Linked DNA regions of Homo sapiens: regions 1 and 2 are each linked to region 3. A link is a loop called in an ENCODE intact Hi-C map of the cell type or tissue named here. Cell type or tissue: prostate gland. All regions are shown on one strand. Links, peaks and the distances in the headings refer to the core of each region. The heading gives the core; the rest is flanking DNA. Region 1 holds the start of NOL4 (nucleolar protein 4). Region 2 overlaps ASXL3 (ASXL transcriptional regulator 3). Region 3 holds the start of ASXL3 (ASXL transcriptional regulator 3).

The links. Hi-C counts contacts between places; a loop is a spot of excess contacts. Peaks named below come from ENCODE experiments on the same cell type or tissue, not always from the same donor. Only the 100,000 strongest peaks of a DNase experiment are listed, where the experiment ranks them.
Region 1: it touches region 3 in a loop (22-fold over the local background); 4 of 110 quality-filtered maps call a loop at or near these places.
Region 2: it touches region 3 in a loop (4-fold over the local background); 10 of 110 quality-filtered maps call a loop at or near these places.

The regions. Positions count from the first base shown.
Region 1 is chr18:34,217,769-34,228,372 of GRCh38, forward strand. It overlaps NOL4 (nucleolar protein 4), which reads right to left and starts at 7,145. Exons shown (of 11, transcript NM_003787.5): 1 at 5,222-7,145. The coding sequence starts at 5,485. RefSeq lists an enhancer at 4,379-4,880. In prostate gland, for the core only: no CTCF peak of the experiment used is centred there; a DNase peak (open chromatin) is centred at 7,303; H3K4me3 peaks cover 1,917 bases; H3K27me3 peaks cover 731 bases.
Region 2 is chr18:33,750,807-33,761,410 of GRCh38, forward strand. ASXL3 (ASXL transcriptional regulator 3) reads left to right here. Exons shown (of 12, transcript NM_030632.3): 12 at 1-389. Among named protein-coding and RNA genes, the nearest start is that of ASXL3, 180 kb to the left of the region's middle. In prostate gland, for the core only: no CTCF peak of the experiment used is centred there; no DNase peak of the experiment used is centred there.
Region 3 is chr18:33,571,435-33,581,768 of GRCh38, forward strand. It overlaps ASXL3 (ASXL transcriptional regulator 3), which reads left to right and starts at 6,785. Exons shown (of 12, transcript NM_030632.3): 1 at 6,785-7,251. The coding sequence starts at 7,198. RefSeq lists enhancers at 6,125-7,113, 7,114-8,101. In prostate gland, for the core only: no CTCF peak of the experiment used is centred there; DNase peaks (open chromatin) are centred at 6,420, 6,540 and 7,757; H3K4me3 peaks cover 3,061 bases; H3K27ac peaks cover 4,577 bases.

The sequences.
Region 1 (10,604 bases), core at 1,785-9,784, 650 kb after region 3:
TGTGTATATATGTGTGCATATGCATATATAGTATATGTTAGTATATATTATATACACTACTAACTATGCAAAACTAGTAAGACTAGTATTAATACTAACATTTTACAAGAGGAAACTGCATCTTTAGTTAAACTTTAGCCGACCCAGAACTCCAGTAAACGTCAGAGCCAGGATTTAAATTGTGCTGTAAAATCAACACTCTACTCACTATGCCATGTTTCTTGCCATCTATGCTATCCATGAAGTTTGTTTTATCTTGTTATATAAAGATTGTAAAAATGAATATAACCTAAAACATAGTAGATTCACATTCATCTTTCCCAGTTAGACCAAAAAAAAAAAAACAAAAAACAAAGAGTGAAAGTCTTAGCAAACACAACAGCTATTAGGAAAAGGTCTTTATAGACTTGACACAAAATTAAAGTCCTTGAAAGTTCTCCTGCCATATGCCTGTATTTTCTACTTCATCATTCCTCCGTCTTATGCAGTGAGTCTAGAGAGTAAACCCGTAGGGAGCAGGATCCCAGCAAACTAAGGAAGATTACAGAAGAAATATATACGAGTGCCAAATCTTGCCCCATCTCCCTATTGTGGCTACTAATAGGACAAGGAAGAACCAACGGAAAAATAAAAAACTGGTATCTCAAGAAATAAGTGTGGGATAGTCTTCATACACGAACAGGGTCATATTTCCTCTTTATATTCAGAGGAAATCTCCTGCCCCTTAATACTCAAGCCAGAATGGCCTTTACTACTGGTCCCCACTGTTCCCTGCGAGCTGACCTATGCTGGGGACTTGTCATAGATGATTTATTCTTCACAACTCCACAAAGAATCACTAAGTCAGCTAATAAGCCACATTGCTGATATTCATTCTCGGGATCTATTTGACCCCCAAATCCTATGCTACAGGATCTCCCAAAGTACTTTAATGAAAAGAAAAATGCATGGGCTATCAACAGCAATGTCCACTATAGAAGCAAAAATGTGCTTCCATCTCAGTGACCACTATGATGATTTGTCTTTGTGTCATAGATACAAAGTATCATGATAAATAACTGGGTCTGTAGCAGATTCCAGATCAAGGCCTAATATAGGTGCCTTAGGCATAAAGTTAGGCCAGGTGGAAAGGTATACAGGACTCCTCATGGGGTATTATTTCTTTCACTCTGATGTAGCATAAAGGATTTATGACCAAAACCACAGTCAGAAAAATAACAAAAACAGTTACTGTTTATGAGTCAGTCCATGAATATTCATTATAATCACTGTACAGTAATCAATTAGTAGTATGCACAGCAAGAACAATATGAAATCTGAGGCTACAGATTGCAGAACTGAATAAATCATCATTTGTAAATAGCACAACTAAAGATAATGCATTTTCCTTTCTGGATGGAAATTCATTTAAGACCTGTATTGGAATAAATATAAGAAAGAAATATATATAAGAAAGGCATAATTTAGACCTTTGTGTCTGTTCCTACAAATATAGGTTAAGAAAAGTATTACATCTTTTGATTATACAGTTTCAATATTCATATTCATTACTTTCTTTGCTTGATACTGAAAGACAAAAACATGAGCTTACCAAATTCCTAATGTTTTATACAATGCAGAGGACTTTTTAAAAAGAGCGTTTAATAAATTTTCTCCTTTTCTAAGTTTACCATTCACAATATCAAATGGTATAATGTGTTCTGGTAGTTTAAACTGCAAGTGTGATGTTTCCACTAATTGTTGCCAGAAAACGTTAATCAGGATCAAAAGCTTCTAAAAACAAACTACACTGGAACTACCAAATGTGTAAAACAGAGTTACCATAGTTAAGTGAATTTAAAACTATCGCTGCTTAAAAGTTGGATGTAATCAATGTCAACCATTTGCTATATCGTTTTCGGAACTGTTTTAAGTCATTCATCATTTCATTCTTCTAAATTTCTGACACTTTTAATGAAAGAATGTATAAAAATAACAGTGGTACTATCTAAAAAGCAGATGGGTTGCTCAACAAACTGCATATGCGCGTGCGCGTGAGTGTGCAGTGCAGGCGGGCTCGCAAAAGCACAGGTCCCACACCAGACCTAAAATGGCTGAGTTGCCGGATGTTGTTGCTTGGTGACCAAACAGTATCTACTCCATCAAAAAGCAGTCTAAACATCAGTGGCAGATATGTCCCCTCAGGTTTAGACATGACCAGGACAAATATTAAAGGACATATTTATCCTTTCCAGTAGTCAATATTTTTATTTTAAGTCAGTTGTAACTTGCTCGATTTTATCATCAGTTAAGTTTAGGCTTTAGGGGGAAGAGTAGTTGGAAAGCTATATTTCTTTTGGGAAAATAAGAGTAGAACCAAGCTTCTTTAACTATGAGACTTAAAGATAGTCTTGTTTCAATTAAGTCTATGTGGTGTGTCTACTCTGTTCTAGTATAACCTCCCAGGTGCCATCAGTCTCTCTTTCTTTCATTAAACTAAAGTAGATAATTAGCCTCAGCCTGTCCTCTCCCCTTTTCTCTTTCCCTTTTCGCAGTAGTAATGATGTCTAATTATCAGCAGCAGTGGATTACTGCAACATCAGGAGCAAAGCATCTCTTACTGACAGCAAAGCCAGCCGTGAACCCTCAAACCTCAAGCAGCTAAGAATGATTCTTAGTCTGCACGAAAATACCATTCAAATACAGTATTTTATTTTGATCAATATATGCCTTGGAATTAAGAGAAAATATATTTTTGTCTTCTTGGTGACTGTACTCCTACCATCGGAAAGAAAAATCAATGTATCATTAAGGAAGGAATAATTTGAAATGTAGGGAAACACATGATAAAAGGGGATCCTTTATTTTTTAACTCATTGAAATGATGATTGGCTGTCTCTCAGAGAAGGAGGAGCCTATAATTCTATGTCGGGAGCAGTATAAAAATTTTATAAAGAGCAATAGACGAGTTCATAAATTAAAAACCTCTTCAATATTTCAAAACAGGCTTGAATGAAAAGCAGAGCTCTTAAATACTACATGAGAACCATTATCTAACAATCACCTGATGAATTATATTCTCTCCCATAAATATATGGAATCTTTACTGAATAAACACGTGTTACTTTAATATTATCCCTGAAGTTGTCACTCTATACTAGATGTCTTAGCAGTAATTCTTTAGCTATTCTGCATAAATTTTTGACTGAAAATAGTGGTATATGAATGCGTGAATGCTAGTTTGAATAACTGACATTTATGATGATCTTAGTATCTCTAAAATTGTTCAGAATTTATGTTATTTAAAATAGTCAATCCTTTAAAAGGACACATATGTTAACACATATAGTGGGTGTAGTCAAATCCATATGAGTATAAACTCATTGTACCAATATCCACGTGAAGCTATCTGACAGTTAGAGGGACCTAAGTTTAACATAAAAGGAATGAAAAATAAACTTCCCAACTAACAGTGTTTCTTTAAAACATACATGATATTATGAAATAATACCTTAAGTAAAGATATCTTAAATGATTTTATCCATTCAGTTAGCTCAGTTTTGTCCAAAGGAAAATGCATGTTTATGTTTTGAATTCTAACAATAAATTATTTTTCTACATCATTTCTTGATATTATTCCCAATACAAATTAATCAAAGCACTTCATTCTGTATATCAGATTTCTGGCTCATCCAGATGTAAATAAACCTCAGTTCTAAATCATGCCAATCTAGTCCTCATTATTTAGGAAAGCCAGACAATAATCTCACCATTGTCTTTAGTAGTGCCACATGCTAAAGGAGAAGACACCTTTATAGGTCCAACTCTTAGAAATCTCCCAACAATAGTACATTGTTAAAAAAAAAAAAAAAACCACCACAGAACTTTTATATGTGTTTCCATTTCACTTTTACTTTTGGTTCCCAATTTCTATATAAATTCTAAAATAAATATACATCCTTCAAACAACTATTTCTAATTAATCTCAGGAAACCATAAACTGATTTCCAAACCTAAAAGACCCTTCCAAATAATGCTTTAAAAAAAACTTTTCATGCACATATTTTCAATTCAATATAATATACCTCCATTAGAGATAGAATAGCTTTCAAAGCGTCTCCTTTCTAGCATCCTCCAGGAATACTGCACCGGGAAACAGTTGCCAGTACAGGAGGGGGGAAAGGAAGAAATGCTCAAGAAACCCCAAAGCGAGGCAAAAATACAAAGGATGCCAGATAGCCTCCCCCATCCCTACTCCAGGCGAGTACCCACCGTGGCATGATGCAGAAAGGTCTCCTGCATCAGATCTGCCATCCTACTTGTAGCCCACAGTTCCCATCTTCTTGTGAAGAAAATCGACGCTGCTGCGGCTCCCCAGCCCCACTGGCTTCTGCAGCGTGAGGCTGAGATGCATTGGGCTCTCAATGCCAGTGCCTCGCGGCGCCTGGGCTAGAGCTTTGTGGCCATGAGACTAGAGCCACCCCAGAAAAAGGAACAAATACACACACCATTCGATAGCGCCTAAACCCATCTTTCTTTGTTGTTCATCTTCTAGCTGCGGCTTTATTTGTGGAAGAGGGAAGTGAGGAAGGGAATGGGGGGGCGGGGAGGAGGAATCTCCAGGACCTTATCTACAATCTCAACAGTCGCGGCAACGATCTCTGGGAGTGATCGAGGCATTCGGGCTGCCCCGTGCCTCCCGGGCAGCGATCTAACGATAAAACCTGACAGTGTCCTGGGGAAAACCCCACATCCACCGCTAGCGCTACATTCGGGCTTTATGCCAATAAGGAGACACTGTAGACTATCGATCAGACTCGTCTGCTCTCAGAGCGTGCGGCCGGGCTTCCAGCCTGGCCTTTAGGCGCGGTGGCGGCGGTGGGACACGCGCCAGGCGCCCAGAGAAGGACATGGGACAATGGCCCAGCCCGAGGACGCCAGACGCCGCCGCCCGACCCGGGGAAGGAAGCTCCTGCAGCCGGTCCGGGAACCCGAGGCGGGGAGGGAGGCCAGCTCTGGAGGTGCGCTGCCGCTTTAAAATAAAGGACCACAAAGACTGTACAGTGGGGAAAACGCGCCTGGCTAATGCGAGTGGGGACGACTTGGGGAGGGGGTTGAGGAAGGTAGGGGGCACACGAGCCAACGGCGGCTCACGGCTCCCCCTCTCTCCCGCCTCTCTCCTTCCTCCCTCCCCGCCGGGCTGCTCCGGCAGACAAATAACAGAGGAAGGCGAGTCACTCACCGTGGTCTTGACAGGCACGTAGAGCACTTGCTTGGCGCCGCCGCCTCCCCCGCGGACCTCGTCCGGCTGGCCCAGCTGGAAGCCCTTCGATTTGACCCAGAATTTAAATTTGGCGTTGTCCGTGGAGCTCGACTCGGAGCCATTGAGGAGCTGGACGATCCGTTCGTATTTTTTACGGGTCACCGTCTTGGTCTTGCCTGAGTCCCCGTAAGTCCTGAGGCACCAGTCCTGGAACTGGCGGTACATGTCGCGCTCGCTCTCCATGTTCCCCGCGCTCGGCCGCTGGCCGGATGCTCCCAGCGCACTTCGCACCTGTTCACCCTAGGCTCATGAAAAATGCAGCCCCGGCCACGTTGCAGGGATGCGAGGTCCCGGCCGCAGCGGGAGCCTGCTTTGGGTGGGGGAAGGGATGGGAAGAGGGGAGGAGGGTCCGGTTGGGCACCAGCAATCAATGCCCCGTGCTACCAAGTCTGGTCCATTCGTAATTGCAACGGCTGTCTCGGACGTTTTTCCTGTTCCCTTAGCGGTCGGTCTCTTTAATATTTTGTGACCAGGACCATCCCAACACCATTCTGGCCCAGAGGAGCTGGGTTTTCAATAATTAAAATCCCATTCCTTGGTTTATTAAAAATCCCAATATTGAATTGGGGTGGTCCCTAGACGCCTCGCCCCCGGGCTGCGTCCGGGGCTGGGCAGGTGGAGCGCAGCGCCGCCTCCCCGCGCGCGCCCCAGAAGCTTCCCCAGCCACTGGCCCCGTGGTCCAGGAGTGAGGGCTGCGCCTCTCCCGAAAGCAGCCGCCCGCCCAGCGCCTTTGAGCCCCGAAGGGCACACGGGTCCCGGATCTCTCCTTCCTCCTGGGTCCTGCTTTGACCTTCCCCACGACGGGTGTTAAGGGACTAGAAAGAGAAAGTTCTTACCTGTCATGTTTTTAAACCTATCAAATTCTGTTTTACAGAATTTTTTATCAAGATATTTTTTAAAACGGTTTAAAATGTCATTTCTTCAGATGCATTTTGAATAAATTCCAGCCCTGTATGTAGATTCTACGAGTTAAGTCCCAGAAATTAGCAAAGCATTGATGGAGATTTGGCCATAGTTCTACAGGATAGATTGTAGTGCCCCAAACAGATATCCGTTCCAGGGGGATGTGGGTAACCGAAGGCAGGCCGCTGGCGGCGGGTATCCCGAATAATGATGGGACCCCCAGACAGGACTCCTCTGGTTTCTGCTGAACAAGACATAGAAGTAAGTTTAGGATACAGATGCTTGAAAACCTTTGCACGAAATTAAAATATATACAGAAAGATCATTTTCCCCTTGCTTGGTCACAGTTTGCAGTTCACACGGGAGGTTTCAGTTGTCTATTTTCCCCCTGCCACGTCATGGACACCCCCTCCACTGCTCTGAGTAGCCAAATATGAGTTCCTCTGGACTATTTTTCCAAGCAGATGAAGTCAGCAGTTGCTCCATTCAGGACTTCCATCCATTTGTTTCCAGAGCTGGAAATAGGGGAGTTCCCATCCTCCTCGCGCGGCGGCTGCGGCCGCTCCTCTTTATTCTACTCTCACCCGAGGCCCGCGCCCGTCCCGGGGAGCGGCTCTGCCAGGAAAACGGCCCGACCAGTGCCCGGCGCCTGGGCTGCGTCCGAGCCCACCTTCTTCCCTCGTCGTCGTCTCCCAGACTAAATCCCGGAAAGGGAAAGCGGGATGTTTGCGCCCACCGCGCTGTAGCTGGTCCTGACACTTGCAAAATGGTCAGTGGCTCCTGCTCGGCCAGGCTGAGTGTGTGCGTGTGTGTGAGCAAGGGAGCGAGGGTGTGCGGTGTGCAGGGGGTGCGCTGTGTGTGCGCGCGTCTCCGGGAAGGTCTCGCGGCGGCTGGAGCCGGGACTGACAGCCCGGGCGGAGCGCAGGCAGCTCCACACGCTAAACCTCTCGCCTCTCCCCTCACCCCCACCCCTCCCACTCCCCTCTCCTTCCCCCACCCTCCCCGGCCCCTTCCAAGCTCTCTGATTGGCCAATGGGACAAAAGTTTCTGTGGAGACGGCTGGGCGCTGACGTCACGGGCAGAATTGTCCCATTTAGGGATCCCGGGGGCAGTGCGCATGCTGCAGGCTGCAGGTTAGAGGCAGAAGGAGGTAGCAGCGGGCCCGGCGGCAGCCAGGTGGCAGAAAGGAGCACGCAGCATCCAGGTGGGGGGACGACTCCAGCAGGGTTTCCATGGAGATTCCTCTGGGTCTAGCCTAAAAACAGCAGATCAGCTGACACCATTAGCTCAGGACCTAATTACTGCTTATTGGAGCAACAAATGAGGGAAAGGGCCAGCTGCAAAGGAAGAGTTTTTATCCCCCCACCCCATTCCCCCATCTCCTTTCTCCCCCTCTCTCCATCCCTCTTGAGTCCCGGGTGAATTCTCATTAACTTGCAAGATTCCTGCAACAACAGCTCCCCTTCTCCAGAGGCCACCCCGACTGCTTTTATTCTTTTATTTCCTTCTTTTGTATTAAAAAGAAATGCTAAAATAAATCAGTTGTTGAGTCCTTGAATTTTTGTTCAATACGTATTAGACCATAGAGCTCAGAGAAGACACTGTCCAATGAAGTCACAAGTGAATCTAATACAAGGGACTCAGGGGAAAAATATCACTTTCAATTTATTGAGGTGAATCTTTAGATATTTCACATTAAAAAAATCTTAATATCTTAAATACATAAATATTTGAAACACGCAATTGGACAGAAGATATCCTGAACCACCCTTCTAGTGGGGTATACTTCACAGGAGCAACTCTGTTAAGTTTCCCTTTGTGGCATCAGAGCTCAATTTAGTTAGATATTGGTCATGTGTTTCCTGGAAGTTTCTGGAAAGATAATTGGTCCTGGGGTAGTCATTCAAGAATAAGCTGGTTCTATAGAATTCACTTTCTCATATGGTTATAGTTCACAATTATAGAACTATTTTATGCAGCTTTTCATCTAAAAAGGCATCCCATCCCCTCTAAGCTTTATTTATGTACTTTCAGCCTCCAAAAACCTTCCTTAATCATTCAACTTAATATTAACTTTCTTCTATAATCATCTGTATTGTGTCTTTCAAACATTTTTTAGCCCTGTCTTGTAGTAAGCCATACACTTTACATTGACATGTAGTGCATACATACATTTGTTCTGCAAAAATTTTATGAAAACATCTATTTTATTACCTGCAATATACACTGATATTTGCCTTTTTCTCTCCTGTTGATTTTGTTATTATTATTTGGTAAAGTATAGTCCCAACCAAAAAAATTTATTTTATGACCCAGCAAAGAATGACTGGCAACCTACAATTTGAAAAATATTGTTTTAGATCATAATGACTACACTGCTCCTTTTACCTTATTTATATTTTCATATGAGTATGTTTTGTTGGTCAAATAAAATCTTAATTGGAAAACCCTTGAAAGTTTATGTCTTTTTTCTTGTTTTGTGCAATGAACAATGTGCACAGTAAGTGCTTAATAAATTGAGTTAATAAATTAATGAAAGAAGGAGAACAAGAGTAAGGGAAGGAAGGAAGAAGGTAGGCATAATCTTTGTCCATTCTTGTTGGCTTTTGCTGGGTAGTGTTTGGTTGAAGTTGGTCCCCCGTCTTAAGGAAATGACAGGGCTTTACCACACACACATGTGTTCATTGTATTTATAACTATACTTGACACCCTAATGCATAGCAACTAGAACACCCTAGACATACAGAACTCCCAGAAGATAAATATGTCATCAACCCCCACTTGTATTCACTAGATTTGATATACAAGCACAAAAACCCCACAAAATGAAATAGATTATATGAAATACATTCTTTTTAAGAAGAAAAGGTAAATGATTAACTACTGAAAGACTGTTTGCATTGGAGGAAAGGAATACAGGGTTCAAAGATTTCAAGGGTCCTAAGTCTCAGAGCCCTGCAGATTCTCTTGTTTTCAGTGGAACCCAAAGTGTAATATGCTCTGTACTTGCACCCATTATTAGTTGTGCTGGCTGAGCCAACACCTTCAACCATATCTTGTCCACCTAGGAAGGTAGGCACCTAACAAAAATCTAAAATCTGCTTCAGCAACTTACTCTGGACTAATTTTCCTTCTTTGAACTTCTCTAGAGTCAGGTCTGACCAGCCCCATCTCAGGGTCATCCTGAGCTGCTTCCTCAGCTATATGGTTCATGTGAACAGGCTGCCTGGGATTTAACCTGGTATGTTCCCAGGACACTTTCCTCAGAATTGCCTGGCTACAAAGCATATCTCTCCGAAATGTTTTTCTTCACCCCTTCTGAATGCCAATCCCCAATCTGGGCCCAGGGGTCCTGTCTGCCTGGCAGGCAGAGGAAGAAAAGAGAGGAAGAGGAAGGCAAAAAGGTATGTGAAACTTATATTTTAATTTAAAATAATCCAAAACGTGGGCTATCATCAATATGATTTTTGTTATAGAAGTAAAATTTCTTCCAACTTCATGGTCAGTTTGTAAATGACATTTTAAAAATCCAGAAAATCTTGCACTTTATTATCAATCACAAATATTTACACAACACTATGTGTTCATCAGCAAAATGTTAGAGTACAAACAACATAGAATCTGTAATCAGAAAATCCATGTTCAAAGAATAAACAAGCTTTCATTCCTTCAAATAATTGTGGTTTTTATTAAACAAATATTAACCAAGCTTCAGTTACTCTCACAGGTTCTAGGGTTAACGTCCTCAGCAAGACAGATGTATATGCATGGTTCCCATCTCATGGAACATAAATTCTTCTAAGGACAGCAGACAACAAAGCAAGAAATAAATAATTAGAGCTTTATGTAAGTGCTGGGAGGGGGAAAAATAGCAGCATAAGAGAAAACAGTGACAAGGTAGAGAGACTTGATGAGCTTAGGGAAGATCTTTCTGAGTAGGTAACATTTATCATGAGACCTGAAGATTCAAAGGAGTCAATTATGTGAAGCCAGGAAGGTGAACTATAGGCAAAGCGCAAAGGTCCTAACGTAAAAGAACTCTTGGCATGTTTGAGGAATAGAAAGAAGGCCAAGGCAACTGGAGCTTGAAAGAGAAAGGTAGAACGTGAGATCTGAGTAGACTTCTGCAGCCAGATCTTGTAGGGCATTGCTTACATTTTATTGATAAGTGCTTATATTTTATTGGTCCAGTGGAAAACCAGTAAGATATCTCAGGCAGGAGAATTATATGATATGATATGCATTTTTATTAGTGTCACTGGCCACTTTGAGGAGAAAGGATTGGAAAGGGACAAGCATGAAAGCAGGAAGACCAGCTAGAAAAAATGGTGATAGTTGAAGTAGTAGCTTAGATGAACTATTACGGCGATAGATTAGAGTATTAACAGAGGAGGTAGAG
Region 2 (10,604 bases), core at 1,833-9,832, 180 kb after region 3:
TCCCACAGGAAAAACTCAGAAAAGGTGTGTAAAATCCTCAGAAGGGGGAGCAGTTGATTCAGTAAGACTGCGACAATTTAATACTGTTACGCTTGCTTTGATACCTGACTAAATGTGACTGAGTGCAACAAGCATTTAAGAAAATTTTTAGACAGTGTTTTGTTTAGAATTCAGGGATCATGCATTCTTTAATGGTGCTGTTTGTTTTTTATTTCTTTTCTACAAAGAAAACAAGTGTTGCCTACAAAAGTGACTGCTCACAATACCATAAGTTAAATGAAATGAAATGTTTGTCTCTTCATGTTTCTCTGTCTTTCCCTTTCTCAAAGTAACAACTTGGGTTTCAATATTAAGATATTCTGGAGAAAATAAAGAAATTAAACATGAAATAATTGTCATTTTTAATTTTTTAATGAAATGAAGTAATTTATATATGTTAAATGTACTAATAATTGGAAATTCTATTTAAAATTTATAGGGACAACTTAAACCATATACTCTTAAATTACCCACGCTTCTTTTTGGTAATGGTGACTTGTCAACATATGGTTATAACTATGGTTAAAACAGGAAAAGCTAAAACTGAAACTTCAGAAATTGTAGCTGTTACTCTTATCATTTAAGACTATATTTGGACTTTCTGTTTTCATTAAGATCTTAATTTTTTATACCAAAAAGCATTCAGGTAAACAAATTGTTACTATCACATGTATTTTTAACTTTCAAAATGAATAATTCAGAAAATGATCCCTTAGAAGAATTGCTTTGGTTAATTTTTTAAAATCCTACATGAAATATTGTAACTAGAGTTACTTGAATGAAATGCTGTGAGCCATTAAAACAAAATTGCTTCAGTTATATTTACATAGGTTAAAGAAATACGCATATCTTTTCAGTAAGATGGATCAAAGCATTAAACACAGTTGGCTGTTAAATCTCCTGTTTTTCATCTACACAGAAGATGTTGTGTTTAGCCACCAGATGGCGAAAGAGGATATTTACTTTTGTAGGAAAAAAGAAAATACTTTTTCCTCCTACAAAAACCAAATTTAATAATATTAAAAGTCAAATTTATTCAGGTAAGCCAGTAGAGGATGGATATTTCTACATTAATTACATTATTTTCACGACAATGATGATGCTTTTTTGTTCCACTGTTTTTTCTACTAACATATTTACAAAATGCTTTCTTAATTTTATTTAGAATTGCAGTTTGTTTTAAAAATTTTTTCTCATTGCATTACCCCACAGGCATTATCTAGTCCAAAACCTATTAGGATAAAACTGAACAGCTCAGCATTCTCTAAGCTGTCGCTTAGTGAAACTTATCTGAATGCTTGTGTGTTTTTATTTTCATAAAAGTACAATGACACAATTCTTGTATAAATGTGCCATTATTTTTAATACAATAATGTAGCCTAATTTGAATTATAATTTATGTTAGGATCTAAAGTATTTATTTGTATCCATCATAGCACTTATCAAAGAACAAGTGATTTATCCAGTATTTATTCACATAAATACTTCATTGTAATCAAACATAATTATGTTATTTACAAGGAACCCAGCTAGCAGTGTAGTTGATAGAACAGTTTTGGGCTTCTTGCTAGAGAAGAGAATTGAACAGAAATCCTAGAAAGTGTTTCACATCCCATAAAATTATTTGAAGTCTTTCTTTAACTGTAGATCGCCTAGACTGAATATTTCAAGTGAAGATCACACACAGTGCTTCACAGTGATCTGCAAAAATGAAAAGTTGAAATAATCAAATGTCACAACTAATTTAGAAGTCTAAATTGAGTGATGAACCCAGTACTCATCCCTATAGAAACTTTTAACCAAGTTGCCAATGTAACTACCATAGACTCACTACTTAGAGGAAAATCACCTGAGTTAACAAAACAAAGGTTGAAGTTTTGACCATTTTATTTAACCAGTTTTAAGTTCTGCAACTATAGTAAATATCCCATTGTGCTACCTGAATATAAGTAAAGCATGTATTAAAAATATTTAGCAATCTTGTAAGGGTCAACCAACCAATCTAAACACATGCTACACAAAAGAAGTGGCCCTATAAAAACAAATCAGTGAAGAATGGCTGAATGTCAGTTCTGTGAATGAAGGAGCCCCCTGAGTCTGCTTTTATCGGTAGTTTGGATTTTTACGTAGTACCTTCATTGCATTTATGGGAAAGTCTGTTTCGGAGGTACTTTCTTTTTTAAGCTAAAATTACCAGCTAAAGTCTCATTTAAAAATTTTTATTCATTGTAATTCACAAATTATAGTTGTACATATTTATGGGGTAAAAAGTGATGTTACAATTTATGAATACAATATGGAGTAGTTAAATCAAGCTAGTGAACGTATTCATCTCAAATACTTGTTTTTGTGGTGAGAATATTTGAAATGTACTGAGCAGTTTTGAAGTGTACAGGTCCTTATTTACTATACTCACCATGCTGTGCAAATGGACACTCCTCATAAGTAACAACTTGGCCCGAGAGTGGGGGCACCAGCTACTTTAAAACAAGGTCTCGGACACTTGAAGTTATACACATTCCATCTCATTTTCTATAGGGTCATCACAAAGTCTTTATTTGTCAAAAGTTCGTAAATGGAAAATAGATTTCACTTTTGATTCAACCTGTATCTGTAGTTTCATATTGTGATTTTATTTCAGGAAAACACTGTGCCCAGAATCTTCATTCTTCAATGAAGAAGGAACACAGAGGGACCTCAAAGGAGTGCAGAACTATGGTTCTGTTTTCTTTGATTGATTTCAATGTACAATTCTGGGATGTTACAGCGTCGCCTAGATATAGCAAAGTGTGACTGACCTCAGTAACTGTAGAAAATGTGAGCTTTTCCTGGGTTTTTCTCTCCTCCAATAGGTGACAACATTTATGTGTGTCCATTTATATAGAAATGAAACATTTCCTACTGTAATATAAACATCATTTGCAAATCAGTTTGTCTTAAATTGAGGATTTGAAAGGGTTGGCGTAGGAGTAGGGACAGTGTTCTATAATGGCTTCTAAGTGGAAGCCACTAACACATTTTATACCCCTTCTTCCCTTAACCTGTAAGCTCAGTGTAGATTTCGTTTTTTCTTTCAGTGCATATTTTTGATAAAATCTTTACATCTCCAGGAAGAAAAGTAAAAGCAATGAAAAATTAGCTGGTAGCTTAGAAAACCTCAACAAATTTTAAAGCTTTTAAAAACTATATTCAGAGTAGGACTCTATGGATAATCTGTTACCTCTCCTCGATAAATACTCACTGAACGTCCTCACCTTTTGTCCATCAGAAAGACTGTGAGATCGGTAACAGCCAGTTTCTTTCTTCTTCTTCATATGTTGATACTGGAAAGGTCTTTGGTAGAAACTTTCCTGTCCAAAAAGATTTGCTTGGCAACAACTGGGAATAATCAAAGCTACCAGTCCTTACAATTCCAGTTTTATAATTGTGACTTTCAGTAATATTATTACCTTAAAAAATAAATCTAAAGAAGACGTCACGATCTGAATATGGAGATTTTACAAGTTCCCTTCATATCGATAAACTTTGAAGAGTTTTAAGTGTATACTACAGCGATTTTCCAGAGCTGTTCCAAAAAGGCTTTATTAAAAAATACTCATTTAGAAATAATTGATAACATTAAAAATAATTTATTAAATTATTTAAAATAACAGTTAACATTATTTTAAAATGGGTATTAAAAAAGATTAAAAAGTAATAGTTGATAACATTGAAGGTATTAACAAATAATTTTAAAATAATTGATAATATTAGTGAAATGCAGTGTAACAAGTGCCGCAAAGCATTTTACAGGTATTATCACATTTATTCTTAAAAAAAAACTATAAAGGAAGCACCATTATTATATCTATGTAATAAATAAGGAATCTGAGGCTTAGAGAGCTTAAAGTTAAGAACACTCAGCTAAGATTTGGGGTATAAAGATTTATCAGAAACAAAAGCCCATCCTCTTACCTGCTAGAAGATGCAATGGCTGCTGCACAGATTTTGCTAACTCCTGGGGATTCCAAGAAAAATCAGAGGGTCTCAGACCTTGAAAAAAATATAGGTTAGTGGGAAAAACAATAAAATAATGTGACAAAAATATAACCAAGACGTGCAAGGTTCAATAAGGAAGGAAGCAACCAAGTGGGTGAAACTAGGGTTGCCAGTGGCTGAGAATGAGACCTCTAGAAGGGCACATGTTTCCCCTCATCTGCCATGGTTTAAGGGCAGTACCACGGGGCAGGAGAGCAAGTTCTTCCCCATCAGTATACCAGTTACTTTCCTGGAACAGGGTTCATCAATAATGAGACTCTTTTTTTCTGATAATGATCTTTTTGAGTTTTATGACCGTCCACTAGAGAAAAAAAAATCAAGCTTGTAAAGAATTAAAGTTAGTTTTATTCAGAAGTCTTACTGGGGACTGTAGACTGAGGACTATAGCCCTGGAGAGATCTTTCAGAGAGGTTCCATCAGACTATTCCAAAACTGTTTTGGCTCATTGCTTATATACAGGCAGTGAAGGTTCAGTACGTGCAAAATCATATCAAATTTTGGGTGCAAGAGTACATCTGGTTATAGACAGTAGAGGCATAATCACTGACCCTGTCAGACATTATCTTATTATAGGAAAAGGCAAGGTCTAGGGTCATTTATCCTTTAAGGAATATGGTGACTTCATTCAAGAGATGTGGGAACCGTGTGCTCTATCCAGTTTTGTCCTCAAAGCATTCTTCCAGAGAACTGCATCTTGTCACAGAGTCAGGGGCTTTGTGAAATTATGCTGGCAGGCAGAAGTGAGCAAACATGGCTTTCTATATTTACTACTTTGTCTCACAGATCTTTTACATAGTTCAGAGCTCTGTCCCCAAAGCCTTCTTTCATGAATCTAGGAATTTGTTCAGATGTTGGTAATGTTAATAATTGACGTTTTAAAAGTTAACATATTGAAACAATATTTACGGTGCCTGATGTCCTTGGTGGTCATTGACTCTTTAATACTTTTTAAAAAATATAAAACATATTCCTGTATGTAAAAGTTAACTAGTGTTACAGAGACTGTTACCGAAACCAATGCCAAAAAATGGAGTATCTTGATATAAATTGCAATGTGAGCAATTAATTTTTTTAAAAGAGAAGAAATTGCTTCTGACTATTCATATTAATAGGTTTCAAATAAGAAAACAAAGAGTTACACATGCAAGCTGCAAGTTTGGATTGAAGTCAGGGAACTTATAAATGTGTCATGCAGTACTTTTGAGAAATAAAAGCTCCCCACTCTGCTGGTGATCACAGAAGGAAAATATTTTGATCATTGCAGAAAATGAAAAAGCATACAAGAGTCATCCAGCTGATAACACCAAGATATATATAGTGCCAGAGATTAGCTTCACCTGTATCAGTATTTTTCCAAGAAATGCTCGCCTGTTTAAGTGAATCCTACCACTCTCTTAATTCCACACTGGTGACTGAGGACATAAGCGATGACTGTCACTCCATAGAGAAGCCTCGTCTGTAGCACCAAGTGGTCCACGCTGCATTGTCATCCTGCCCCAGCTGTGAGAGCATGACGTTGGGTGATTCACATTCCTGCTCCGTGTCTGACTCATCATCTTGCCCACAGGCCAAACCCATCTTTTATCACCTCTTGCTTGCAAATATTTATCTTAAAGCCATCTGGCAACCTAATGTTTTAAGTATCTTGATAAGTATTTATTTGAAGATATTGTGAAACTAAGAAATTTTAAGTTTAGATTTAGTGAGAAATTGCATTTTCCTATTTTCAAAAAGAGATATTTTAACTTCCCTTTCTACTTAAGTAAAACATGTCATCTCACTGAATATAAAAAGACCTCACTCCTTGACCTTTAATACTTGTCAAGGGATTCTAAAGATGAAGGCACTTTCAGTGCCAAAATTCATCCAACGTTCAAAAGCAAAAATTTTTTTCATCACCATCTCTATGCTAGGCCCTGAATTACAGGGAATACATGGTTTTTCTCATGACTTGATTTTTCAAGAAAATTTGAACCATAAAACATTATCATAAGGTGGAAGAAATTTATCAGAAATGCCATTCAAATGTACCTTTCTGGGCCATCCTATTTTCCAGAACAGCTTGCATATGGATGGAGAGAATAATTGAGGAATGCAAGTTCTGAAAAGATGTCTCTTTTGAAGTTATATTTAATTTCCAGACTGCTTTATCCAGGCTCAGAGTCAAAATATTTAGCAATATAGTAGAAGATGCAAAATAGTTTTCTGCATCTTCTATTGGGGAAACTATACTTTCTAATATAAAATGGAGAGAAAGAAAGAAAAACTCCTATATATGGAGAATGGTTTGTCATCAAATTTGGCTCATCTGGAGAAAACAGCACAGATGGTCTAGCTTGCTTCAGGACTGCAGTTTCGTGCCATGCATGATTCACCAGAGAAGGTAAATCAGCATCTGCTCATTTCATTTTGTGTTCACTGTTGTAGTAATAGGTAGTAATGTGCATTAACATTCTTTTGTTGCTAGACCTTAGCAAGCAAATGAGTGTTATTTTCTAGCTAAATTAGAGACTATTTTTTCTATAGTTTTACATTCAGATTAATGAAGCAATGCTGAAAAAAATAAAACCACCTTTGCCCGCTTACTAAGATTTGGGACCTCTTCACTTGGAACACCCTTTGGTCAAGACCTAAAAGTAATTTCCTTCTTTTTTTTTTTTTTTTTTTTTTTTTAAGAAAAAGACTATCAAAGTAATTTCTCAGAAAGGAAAAACTGGGCTCTGTAATCAGTTATTCTAACACATGGTTGTTTATTAAAATATGGTCATGGGACATTTCTGTTTGTGACTGTGAAGGTGGATTTTAAAACATCCTTCCACACACGGATTTGACCTGTTTTTATGTTTCATAGTTGGCTCATATAAATATTACAAAAAATGAATGTTAACTTTAATAATGGAAAAATATGATTTCCTGACTCATAGTTTAGCAAATAGATTTATGCAAATCTGATGAAGTTAGTTTCTGTGTGGAAAGCAAATGTCTTTCTGGACTGTGCACGATACAGATCCCTATATTCCTTTTTGGTCATTCCCTGAGTTATATCTTATGGTTACAGGGAGCTACAATTCATTTATGGTGAGCCTTATCTATCTCTGGACTAAAAGTTACTGAAGAGAAGTTGTAGTATCTCTTCTACTTTGGTATCTGTAGTAGCTTCCATCGTGCGTAACATAGGGATAGTTCATTAATACACACAAGAAATGTTTGTATCATAGATTCCTCTTTGCTAGGGCATGACAGAGATACTGTGGGTACCACAGTGAACAAATTGTCATCATTCTTGAGCTTTTATTCCAGTGGATGGAGACAGGTAACAAAGAGAGAAATACAAAACATGTATAGTATATTTGAAAGTGATAAGTGCTATAAAGGAAAACAAAGCATTGTAAGTACATAAAAAAAAATCAAAGTATGGAGGTTGTAATGTATAAAGGGTTCCCAGAGAAGGCCTGGCTGAAAAGGTGCTATGAACTGAAATGTGGCCCCCCTACCAAATTCATAAGCTGAACCTCTATACCCAATGTAACTGTATGTGGATATAAGACCTATAATGAGGTAATTAAACTTAAATAAGGTCATAATGGTGGGGCTGTAATCCAAGAAAATTGGTGTCCTTATAAGAAGAGTGAGACACCAGATATCTCTCTGTCCATGTGAGCATGGAGGAAAGACCATGTGAGGACACAGAAAGAAGGCTGCCATCTGCAAGCCAGAAAGAGAGACCTCTCCAGAAACCAACCCTGCTGGCACTTTGATTTTGGACTTCCAGCATCCAGAACTGTGAGAAAATAAATTTCTATTGTTGAAGCCACCAGTCCATGGTATTCTGTTGTGCAGCCCAAGATAATTGAGAGGGAAAGAATATTTGCGTAGAGAATGGAAGAAAGTGTGAAGGTGTGGGACCATGTCAAGTGGACAACAAGTGGAGAGACTTCCCATGCAGAGGCAGAAACAAATGTAAGGCTCTGGATCCCAGTGTACTATGGTAGGTAATTAAAATAAAATTACTCTCAGAATCTCCTACTAAGAAGAGGAGGCTCCTATAGAAGGTAAGATAATGAACTTGTAAGGCTGTCTGTTTATCAAGGTTCTTGCATGAGTGATGAGATCAGCTATTTTCGAAGACCTAACTTGACAAAAAGTATAACTTTTTCAGTAAATGATTTAAATTATTTATTTTTCCTTTGCCCATGTCATTAGACTTCTAAGGAAAAGTTGGATTATTTATTCACCAAGCAAGATAATAAAGGGCCTTATGTATTAATCATTTTATCTCAGGCTTTGCTAGATCTAAAGCCACCTCTGAGAACTAAGAAGTTGGTTTTCTCATTTTCAGATAAAGTAAGAGTCAAAGATACTAAGTCAACTGAAGGAATCCACTTTCTCCAAAGGTCCTGCCCTTTATAAACCATGAGTTTTAGGTAAATGTCAGCGTGCGTGGACTGCTCCAGTCTTCTTTGTTGTGAGTAGCTGTACTTTTTTCTTTTCTTTAGAGGCAGGTCCCCACTCTGTCACTCAGGCTGGAATGCAGTAGTGTATCATGGCTCACTGTAACCTCAAACTCCAGGGCTCAATTGATCCTCTCACCTCAGCTTCCAGAGTAGCTGTGATTATAGGCATGAGCCACTGCACCTGGCTAGCTGTAAATTTTAAGAAAACTGTCAGTAGAGATATGTTTTTGTTTAGTGGAGTATTTCGTTATATTTTTTTCAAAACTTCTGAACACTGTATACACCACTTGACCTGTACTTGACAATTAGAGCCTGTAAAATGCAAAGTCTTAAAAAATCCAAAAAACATAAATTCAAGGTTTGCCTTTCAATAAAGTCTATAAAAGCATCTGCTCTGAATACTCCCTTGCCATATTTAAGTACCATGGAGAAGAAAGAAACTAGTAAGCATACAATAACTCTATACTGAACCAGGAAGAAACTTCGTCTGGCTGGCTATACCTCTACCTTTCTGCATATTGCCTGACAGAATACTAGAGTTGAAAGAACACACACCATAGGACCAGAAAGTCTTGTTTGAATTCAGATTTTGACATTTACAAACAATGTAACCTGGGTTACTTAACCCAACTGACCATCCAAGCTTACCTATAAGATGGAATTATGGTAACCTGGCAAGATTGTTGTGAGGGGTAGAATACATATATACTGCTTAGCATAATGTTTGTTGTATGTTATGATCACAATATGTGATCTCTAGTATTCAAAGAGTCATACTCTTCCTAACAGAGTCTTCAAAGCCTGCATTTTGAAGTTGGAAATGAACTCTTGATAAACACCATTGTTCCCTTAATATTACCCTAATGTTAGGATATATCATCATTTCCACTTAATAAAGGAAGAAATTGAGACAAATGAAAGCTAAATGTTCTTCCAAGTTTGTGCATTTTCTATTAATGTTATTGTTGAGGTCATCTGCCTATATAATTTTATTCAGATTGCCAGTGGTTCTGAAACTTTAAAGTGCATTGAAATAGATGCAGAATTCTGGCCCTCACCCTTGAGGTTTTGATGTAGGATGACTCTTAAGTGATTCTAATCAGAAAGTTCTAATCAGAAAGCAACAAATTCATTGTACCAGAATCTTTCTCTATATAAACTATTTATATACTACTTAACATTGGAAGGCTGAAAATCATTGGCTACCTAGCCTTCAAAACTAACAACAGTTATCTGTAAAAGTAAATATTAGAAAAATTGGCAAATATTTAACAAAAGAGAACTGATTATATAAATTGGTCTAGCCATGTGGGAATATTATGCAATCACCATATAGAATATTGAGAAAAATAACCAATGACATGTAACTTGTACTATGTTGAGTGAAAAATGAGTGAACACTTAAAAATGTTATGTAAAAATGACCTCTTTATTTATTTATTCTCTTTTTTGAGATGGACTCTCGCTCTGTCACCCAGGATAGAGTGCAGTGGTGAGATCCTGGCTCACTGCAACCTCCACCTCCCGGGTTCAAGCAATTCTCATGCTTCAGCCACCCGAGTAGCTGGGATTACAGGTGCCCACCACCATGCCTGGCTAATTTTTGTATTTTTAGTAGAGACAGGGTTTCACATGTTGGCCAGGCTGGTCTCGAATTCCTGACCCCAGGTGATCCTCCCACCTCAGCCTCCCAAAAGTGTGGGATTGCAGGCATGAGCCATGGCACCCAGCCAATTGGTATTGCTGAAAAAACAACTCTACATCAAAAAAGAGAATATATATAATCGCAAGTGACTATTAATGTTTAATTCTAGGTGTGAAGATTGTGAGTAAATTTATTTGTCTTTTCTAAATTCTTCATTTCTTCTCTCAATATGTGTGACTTCTGTTAGCAGGTTTCTATGGCTATTAAAAGTAATAGCAACTTTTAAGTATGGGGAAAGCAACTATGCAAATTCACAAAGCCATTCTAGGTAATATTAAAAATTATATTCATAGAATATTAGGTAGTTAAGTTTGTTTTAAATGTTTATTTTTCTCATAGTTGAATATGCTAGTTTATATTACAGAGAT
Region 3 (10,334 bases), core at 2,335-10,334:
TTATAGTTAGATCATAGATGTGAATGTAAAACCTAGACCATAAAGCTTCTAGAATAAAAGAAAGGAGAATGGCTTCTTAAATTTGGAGTAGGCAAAGATTTCTCGGGTAACACTCAAAAACCCTAACCATAAAAGAAAAAAAAAATATATATATATATATATATGACTTCATCAAATACACCTGACACCATTACAAAAATAAATAGATGGAGCTACCAATAGGGGAAATTACTATTAACAGGCCAAACTTATCTATGGTGATTGAAGTCTGAGAGTGGTTGTTTCTGAAGGCATGAGGAGTGACTGGAAATGGCATAAGGAAATATTTTGGGGTGATGAAAATGCTCTGTATCTTGTTTTGGATGATAGTTACTAGGGAATATACAATTATTAAAAGTCATCAGACCAAATATTTGAGACCTATGCCTTTTATTTTATGTTAATTATGCCTCCAGTAAAAAACAATAGAAAATTTTCCAAACTTTAGAAATTTTATTAAAGTGAAACACTCCTTGACTACATAGAGAACTTAGCAATAAGCCCACAAACAGAAAGGGGAGATTAGTTTTATAAAATAGAAATTAACTAAATGATTATAGGTTAGGTAGAAAAGTGATCTAGACAATCTACTATGGAGTTAATCGCCTCTTGGCCTAAAAAAGGGAGGGTCTCCAGAGAAAAGAATTTTCTGCTAAAAAATGCGCATTGATTAAAATTCCTACCAGCAACTCAATCCAGATATTCTTAAAATGCATGATTCATTATTTTGACATCTAAATGTCATAACTATCTTTGATCCTTTTCCTTGGGGATACCTTGCCTAAATGTGATAGAGTGGTAGAAAGTCACGGAGAGTGGGTGAGCAAGAATCTCTTTTTCTGGATCTCTCTATTCCCACACAGAAGATAAACAGGCTTACCTCTGTTCTCACCCCCAGCCTCACTGGGGCTATGAAAATGCTGAACAGATTTCTGCCACTGCAGAGTCATTGTTCTCTTTTTTCTTAAATATAGTCCTACTGCTTTACTCATTAATAGGTGGGCCTCAGTGGGGTTGGCAATTCCTGTGCTCCCCCCTGCCTTTCTTTCTTTCCCCACATAAGCCAATGGACAATTGGATGACATTTCCTTGGCCACAATGGGCTCCTAAGAGATCTTCCAGTTATTTCTGCTATTTAACTAATCAATCATGTCACCCCATGGTTACTGGAAGTGTGTTGGCTAAAATGATCAGCCGTGTCCCCTGCAATAAAACTCAATGGGAAAGCAATAAGAATTCTTCAGTTACAAAAGGAGCCCTATCTCCCCATCACTTCAATCCATCCTTTTAAAACTTGCAGAATAGCTTTATATCTTCCTTTGAGCTTTTGGTGCTATGCATAGAAAGGAGAGGACATTCCAATATCAGGTTACTATCTAAGGGGTATACTTCATATGTTTTACTGTACAACTTATAATAGCAGTTAGGTACAAAATTACTGGAATAAATTACTTGTTAATGATCCCTCTGAAGTTCTTTTTTTGGGGTCTCCATCACAAAATTTACTCTTTTGGTAAACATGAAAACAGAGGGAAACATCATATCAGTAAATGACCAGGATTCCATTATGTCTGAGACAGTAACTATAATCAGAATTCTAGTCTTCTTTGTGAACTAAGAAATTCTTTCTACATAAAGATAAATTTAGCAGCATGTAATTTTCCTTCTTATCCACTAAATGTGGGATTGAATTAGAGTTTACCTAGAGAAATCTAATTTGTAGTTTTGAAAATAAGCAAAAAGCTGTTAGACTGCAATGTTGAAATTCTGATCACATTATATATGCATAAGAAGATAGTATCACGCAACGCTTTATTTACATTTGCTAAGTGTTTTTTTTTTTTCATCTTGTATAAACTAATGAGTGGTGCTGTTAGGGAATATGTGTATCCCTCTTTGTGTAATGGATTAAGTGTGAGTCCTGTTAAACGCTAGGCCATAAATCAGACTGTGTTCTCTATGGCTAATTAAGGGTTTAAAGGGGAAAAAGGTAAATTCTTGAATGAAGGGCTCTACTCAGAAGGAGAGTTTGTTATTGCACAAAGAAAGGAGAAAGATAAAGCAGAAAAGAGAGCAACTTAAGAAAGTGAAAAAGAAAACTATGGAAATATTTTTAGCTACTTTATTCTATTTTTCCTCAGATTCAAGAACACTTTAGCTGCTAAGGGTCTCGATATATGATGAAAAATTTTATGTTTCAACTAGTGCACTGAAATATACAAACAATACAAATTGGCCAGAGATTTAAAAATGAGTCTCAAAGTAGCTCTAATTTATCTTTTTAATGATATGCTTTGACAATATAAATAAAATCACCTAAAGAAAATTTTTGAAGAAAATGAAAATTTAATTGTCTTTATAGCTACACATATCTTCATAATTAAAATATGCTGAAATCTTAAAGTATTAAACTGTTATAGATTGCAAGTAAAAACAAAATGATCACAGTTATCCTACTCATGTCGTAGTGGAAGAATCGTCCCAAGTTTAGATAATCTTACTTTCGGATAATATTTTTAAGACTTCTATATGTCCTGAAGTGAAGCTAATTTGTTTATATTCATGGGAAAACTGACTTTAAATAGATATAATGAGGGACTCAAAAAGTTAAGGATATGTAGGAGTAGAATAAAAGAGACAAGGTCAGGCCGGGCACGGTGGCTCACGCCTGTAATCCCAGCACTTTGGGAGGCCGAGGCAGGCAGATCACGAGGTCAGGAGATCGAGACCATCCTGGCTAACAGAGTGAAACCCTGTCTCTACTAAAAATACAAAAAATTAGCCGGGCATGGTGGCGGGGACCTGTAGTCCCAGCTACTTGGGAGGCTGAGACGAGAGAATGGCGTGAACCCGGACCCGGAGCTTGCAATGAGCCGAGATCGCGCCACTGCCTCCAACCAGGGCAACAGAGTGAGCCTCCGTCTCAAAAAAAAATAAAAATAAAAAAATAAAAAGACAAGGTCAAAATTCATTTGCCCTTAGGAGCATCACTCAGTAATACTTGACTACACATAATGAATAATAGTGACACTTGGCTTTATTTTACTTTACTTTATATCTCCTAAATTGTTCAGTGGACTATAAATAGGACAGGAAAAAATGATACTAAGAGTAAAATGATAAAACTATAACTTGATTTGTTGGACGTTTATTGTATTAAAAACAAAAGGGATCATTTTCCTTTATTTCCAATGGTTTATTTTTTATTCAGTAAATATTTATTGCACCTTAGAGTATGACAGGGAATTTGCTTACTGCTTGAAATTTAGTGAATTGAGCAGTGGACAAAGGAGATAAGGGGCTCACCTTCATGGATTTTCCAGACCAGTCAGATTCTAAATGATCATTAACAAAAGATGTTTAGAAAAACTAAAATTATTAAATGTTATTATTTGAAAATTCAGAGATTCTAAGCTTATGCATAGTAAACAAACTTACTTCAAAAATAAAACCCATGGGGCATGGCCATCAGACCAACAAAGACCTCTTCCATCTCCCCTGCAACCCTGGCTTCCATTCTCTCCCCTCATCTTTTATTACTCCTTCCCCACTCCACCTCCTGTTCTGTGTTGTGCCCGCTGGTGGGATTTTGTTGGAGAGGAATGGAAGATGTTTTTATTTAATCCAGACTTCCTCACACAACATTCAACAGGCACGTGGATGGTAGCCATGTACACAAGGAGTCTGAATCCGAAGGAATCCCAGCCCCCTATCCCTGCCTGAAACACCTAAAGTTTCCCATATTTGGTGAACTCTTTGACCAGGATCCATGGCAAAAGCTTGTATCTCCTGAGGGACCACAGATATGAACAAACAACTTCTGTCCTCAAATCCTTAGGTGTCTCTTCTCTTGCTTTTGGAGCCTCACATTAACTTAGCCCATTTTCCAGTAAACCTCCATTTTGTACGGTAAACCATTTTCCAACACCTCTATTTTGTCATATGTAAATTAATATTTCTTCCTCTTTGGATTATATACCTATTTCTATTGATTGTTAAGCATGTTGCAATAAACATTACAGGAAATGAAAAAAATCTGCTGGAATTCTTGAGAGGAGATATGCACAAATGTTTAAGTTGTTGAATTCAGAACTATTAGTAGGAATGGAAATGAAGAAAGCAGTGGAATGCAGAGAAGCTGCTGTTACATGCCAATTGAACTCTGGAGGGATCTCCATTACTGTATAATTGGGATGGGGATTCAGAAAAGGGAGGATTTATAGGCAATTCTAACTGGAGCCTGTTCTCTGAGTTATTCCTCTCTACTCATTTAAAAAAAGAGTTCTTGAAATATATGTGATCTGATATGAATTTAATTGAATGTAAGCAGTGCTTGGTAGTTGTCATCTATCTAATTTAATATTTTCCTAGTTTTCAATTGTCCTGACTGACCTTTATTGCATTTGTGTTTGAAAAAGCTTTTCTCCATTCCTACAAGTGTGAATATTCAAATCCTACCCATTCCTCAAATCCCACCTGAAAACTTCTCTTTACTAAAGCTTTATTTAATCTCCCCAGCAGAGTTATTTCTCCCATTAATTTTCACAGAAATTTACTTGTACATTTCTTATAATGTATTTCACTTTATGTTGAAAAGCTATTCATATAATTTACCAAATTATAAAACATCTGTAATTGATTAATCTATTTCCTGCCCCCTGACACAAAGTAAATGTAGAAGAAAGAAGTCTAACAATGGTCTCTTGGAAATGGTGCTCTGTAAAATATGTTAATTTGACATAGACTATTCACCAAGTCTTTAACCAGACTTACCTGCTATGGACTATTTATATTCAAGTACCCAAAAGGTGAGGTAGAATCTAAGAGTGAGTTCATAAGATTGGTTATTTATACTTAGCTCTCTGTCAGAGAATGAATGCATAAACAATAGCTTTTTTTTTAAAACATCAATTTACATCTGCTTAAGTAGGACAATATATTTTCTCTTAATAACCAGAAATTGGCCTTCCTGTGAAATAACTGAATATGTATGTTTTCCTTTAGCTGGCTCCAAAACTCCTTATTAAGCACTATTTCACAGAAAATAACAAATTATATGTTATGTCTGATTGCTTAAAATAGGTATTTCTGAGTAGAAGAAAAAACACTAGAATGAAAATACTTTGAAAATATATCAATTACTTTAGCCATAAAGAGAATTCTGGAAAATAAAAGCAGATGTGAACGTGATTCAAATTTAATATATTTGAAATGTAAAGTAAAAATATAATACACCTGGATAGAATTATGCAAATTGCATGGATAAAATTTTCCCCTAGGGATAACTTCAGCGTGTTCTCTAAATCCATTTTAAAAAAAGAAAAAGTGCAGATAATCTTTTGATATTTTCTAAAACTGATGCATAGTCTTTTCTCAGTCTAATGAATTAATAAAACAAATATTCTAAAAGAATTATCATATGCAGCTCTTTATGATTATGAACTGTCTCTGTTTAATTTTTGGTAATCAAACATTTTTATTACTCCAATCATTTGACAGTGCTCTCAAAGGAATCACCTTACTATAATTGTTCTCATTCTGAGACATAAATCTCTTCATTAGATGTAAGTGTTCATTTTTTAGACAAGACTATTTTTAAACAGGCAGTATAGAATTGAATAAACAACATGAGATTAGGGTCAAAAGACTTGAATTATTAAAAATGATTTAGCAAGATATCTTGGATACATTGTCATGTTTTTGAGTTTCATTTCCTCATTTGTACAGTAGAGGGGAAATATATGTTTAACTGAGCTGTTTTGGGGATCAAACGATATAATGTGTATGAAAAAACACAAAGTACTATTTATATACCATTAATATCCTATTCAGGAAATAACTTCAGAAAAATAATCCAGTAGAAGTGACCTTTTTGTTTTCAGATACTCAAGACAAATACACATAATTACTGTGTGGGTCACAGCGTCATTTTTTTCTTTGCTTAAATAACTCTACTGACCCAAACAATTCACTAGAGATGTATGAAGTTGGAAAGATTACCATAAACTTTTAAGTCTTAACATATTTTTTGGTAGTTCGCTAATAAGGATAACAATCCAACACTTCATGTATCCCAGACCTGAAAATTATAATTTAAAAAATACACAAGCGTTAGCTTTTCAGTTTTTTCCATGTGCATCATGTTTTACTCTACAGAATGTTGACTACACGCTGTTTAAATATAATTAGCCCTACGGTATGGCATCGCGTGGATCCACGGTGACGGCTCTTTGGTCCTGCATTGTTTGAGATGCTGTAGGTGGTTCAACATTGTGTTAAGTTGCACGTACATTATTAGTTCTGTATCCGAAGACACTGGCTCTGTACCCTTTCAACAAGGCTCTGGGAGTTCCCCCAGCCAAGCAGAGACAGGGTTAAGGCAGTCCAACAGAGGAGAGTAGTGCGGTGTGTGTGTGAGTGAGTGTGCACGCGTGAGCGCACAGGACAGAGGCGTCGAGGTGCGGGGCGGACTCCTACACAAGTTCCAAAGGCCACCGTGTCCGCGGCTTTCGGCCTGAGCGGGACAGCGGGAAGCGGGTGGAACGGCCTGCACGGAGTGGGCAGCGCCCCAGGAATTTGGGGGCTGAGTTGGAGGGAGAGGGGTCTCGCGAGGGTTTCAGGGCGTGGCTGGAGTAGGGGGCGCGCGGCGAGTGTGCACGGGTGTGCGCGCGCGAGAGGGCGAGTGTGAGCGCGGCGAGTGTGAGCGCGGTGAGTGTGCGGCCGCGTCGCCATTCCCCGTGACGTCAGAGTGTATTGTTGTGAGCGGGGCCGAGCGGAGCATCCCCGGAGCTGTCACCGCAGCGGCCGCGGCGGTGGCGCAGCGCGAGCCCCGCACGAGCGAGCCCGGCCGGCGCCGCCCCCGCCCCTGGCCCGGGCCCCGCTGCTGCCGCCGCCCCCGCCCCCGGCCCGCCCGCCGCGCGCCGCCGCCGCCGCCGTCGCGCGCCCCCACCCACTCCACCCCACCCCCTCGCTCCATCCCTCCCACCCGCCGCCGCCGCCGCCGCCGCCGCCGCCGCCGCCGCCGCCACCGCCCGCGCGCCTCCCCCCGCGGAGCGAGTGCGGGTCACCGGGTCACTGGGTCATTGTCTCCGCGCCCGAACCCCGAGCACCCCGTGGAATCCCCCACGTCATCATCAGAACCATCAATGAGATGCAAACATGAAAGACAAGAGGAAGAAGAAGGACCGCACCTGGGCCGAGGCTGCCCGCCTGGTACGTACCGCCCCCCACACGCCGCCCGCGCCTCCCGCCGGCCCCGCCGCTCGCCCCGCGCCGGTCCGCGGCGGCGGAGACGGCCACTTCCAGCCCGAGCCGCCGCCCGCTCGCCGGGCTCCTGCTCTTTGTTATTCTGCGGGAGTGGGCTCGCCCGGGGGCCCCTGTGTGTGTGCGTGCGCGCGCGGAGGGGCGCAGCGATTATCTCCGGGAGCCCCGCGTCCGGGACCGCCCGGGACACTTCTCCCCGTACTTCGCTCTCGGGGCTCTGCTGTGCCTTCTCCACGGGTGAATTTCCGAGCGCTCGGCGCAGCTCGACTTCCCTCTCTGCCGCTCCGGAGACCTTTGTGTGGCAATTACCACTCCCTCCCGGCCCCTCCACCCCCCGGAATTTCATCAATAACTCTGTGCACAGTCTGTGTGTATGTTCGGCGTTTGTGAGTTCAAACATTTTACACGTGCATGCATGGTGTGTGTCCGACACGGACTTGTGGGGCGTGTGCATGTGGGCTAGGTGGTTGCGTGTCTGTGTGCCATGTCGTGTGCATTATGTGTGCACACTGATACGTGCATGTTTTGTGTGGCTCCAGTTCGTTTGTGTTTGTAGGTATTGTGCTCTGCTCGATGTTTGTGTGTACATTCTGTGCACGTGTGTGCAATTTGTGAGTGTGTTTCGGGTGTGTGTGTGTTTGGTGAAGTTGGGTCAGTGTCATTTGTAGTGGGAGGTTATTAAGAGTGTACAGCTAGGTGTATTTTACTGCTGGCTTCCTGGGCGGTGTTACTTGGCTGCTTTTCCTTTTCTTTAACCTTTCGGAGCTTACGTTTTAATCATCGAAAGAATGTCTCTATAGAAATGCCGGTTGGCAGAGGGGCGTCGGCGTCTTTGGTTTGATGCATGTATATGTGTGGGTTTTTCTTTTCTTTCTTTCTTTTTTCTTCCTATCTTCTTTTAAAGGACAGCTGTAAAAGGATTTTTCAAAAGGATATTTCTGTACAGTGTGTCTCGGGAATGCCAGGCATTACATTTGAAGCTAAGCCTTTCAGGGTTTTGGCTGCATAAATTAAACATTTATTCGCCAGCTTACTATCTGTTATAAATTGGCCAAAAGAAAGCAGACTGCATGCAGCGGGGGTTTTGGGAGGGGGGAGCAGGACGTGTTATTGGGTTGACTTTGTAAAGATTGTTTTACTGTAACTGTAGTCATTTTGAAAAGCATTTGAGTAACTACATTATGCTCAAGGAGAACATTTGTCAAAAGTAATTATCTGAGTTTGGTTGAAGGGCCTTGCTCTGGTATGTATCTGGATTCTAGCAAAGGGTTTTAGATAATTGGCCCTATTGCCCAGCGAAGAAGTGACAAAGTCCTTTTTAATTGCAATCTAGTTATTGGTAGCTGGAGTGCCCAGGTCCCTTTACTTAATCTCTTAATTTTGTAGTGTTGTATGTTATTTCTCCACTTATCTGTGATTGCGTTAATCGCTAAATCTCTCACTCTGTGGATGAATGGGCAGGTGATAGTGATTCTTTAATGAACTGCATCTGGAAGAGGAAACTTAAGTTGTGGGGAATATGTGAGAAGTAAGCAGTAAGTGTTAAGTAGATGCCAGATTGATGTTGTCAATGAGTTTTTGCTGGAGCATAGTACATTACTTATTGTTTGCTCGGCCATTAATTCAGAATTGTGTGGGGATGTGCAAGGCTTCTGAAAATGCATTATTCAGGTTCCGTGGAGTGGCAATCAAGTACTATTAGAGAGCTTTAGTGTATATTTTAAGCAAGTGAACAATGAGTTGATTTATAAATATTTAAAAATAATAAGTCATGAATTAGCCATATCTGCCTGCAGAGAATTATTTAATAAATAACATTACTCTGATGGAATTTAAAGCTAGCCATTTGTATTCAATCAGTATATGTTACTATTCTTGAAGGTACTGTGTTTTATTTGATCTAATAATGATATATCTGTATTGATATAATTTGAAAGAGATTTCTAAGTCACAGGTTTTTGTTAAAAGTTGGATTTTCCTCTCGAAAAGTTCGTTGATGGGAAAAGACACACTAGGAGTCATCAACACAAAAGAACGATAGACCAGATGTCTCTATTTTAACCAGACATATTGAACTAGTAGTTATGGTAATTTTTCAATTTGGTTTAAGTTATTTTTCCCCTGGTAGTTGTATAAATGTGTATGTATTCAAAATGTGCCAGTTAAAATCAAATACTGAATAAAATTGCAAGGAATCGTACTGGAAATATAATTTTCAGAAATTTATGATTTGTATAAGTGACTTATCTAATTCTTATTTTGTGAAGAAAGGAGAAATTGATCCATTTGGTTAACGGTGATAACTGGTCACCATTAACCAAATTAATATTTGGTTAATTTTCATATTTTCTTTATGATTACGTGAATACATATGGACTTGAATTCTCTTCTAAACTTGCATGATAAAATATTTTTACTTTTATAATTGATAGTATTTCTTAACTCTCAATTAAAAAAAGTTTTTAAGCATTTCTGTGATATAGATACTATCATTTCATATTACACAATGCTTCTGATGATTTTGCTGTTGTTGTTAGGGACTTTAGCCTTTTCTTCATCAAATATTAAATGAGGTGCCTGATTTTAAAAGTAAAGATTCAGGATGGATAGAAAATATATAACTCAATATGTGGTTTTTGCAATAAATGAACTAAAGAGAGAGTACTCAAATTAACGTTAAGAATGATCTTCCAATTCATGCAGAATATGTTATATATATCTTTCTTGCTGGAGTGAGTGTGTGTGTGTGTGTGTGTGTGTGTGTGATTTTCTTGAAAGATAGGACATCAGGGGAGAGGAAATGCAAAATAGATATTTTGAACCATGACCAAAAGCTTATGTATAAATGTGGCTTTGCCTTCACTTAAAGAAAAATATATGTGGAAGAAGAATCTTTCTAGTGTAACTAAGACTTTCCAGTTCACAACAGAATTTCTATTTTCTTTCTTTGTGAGAAAAAGTATATGGTCTCCAAATTTGTAAACTCTGGAGTGGCAACTTTAGGGATTTTGTTTTAGATACAGATGCAGCTA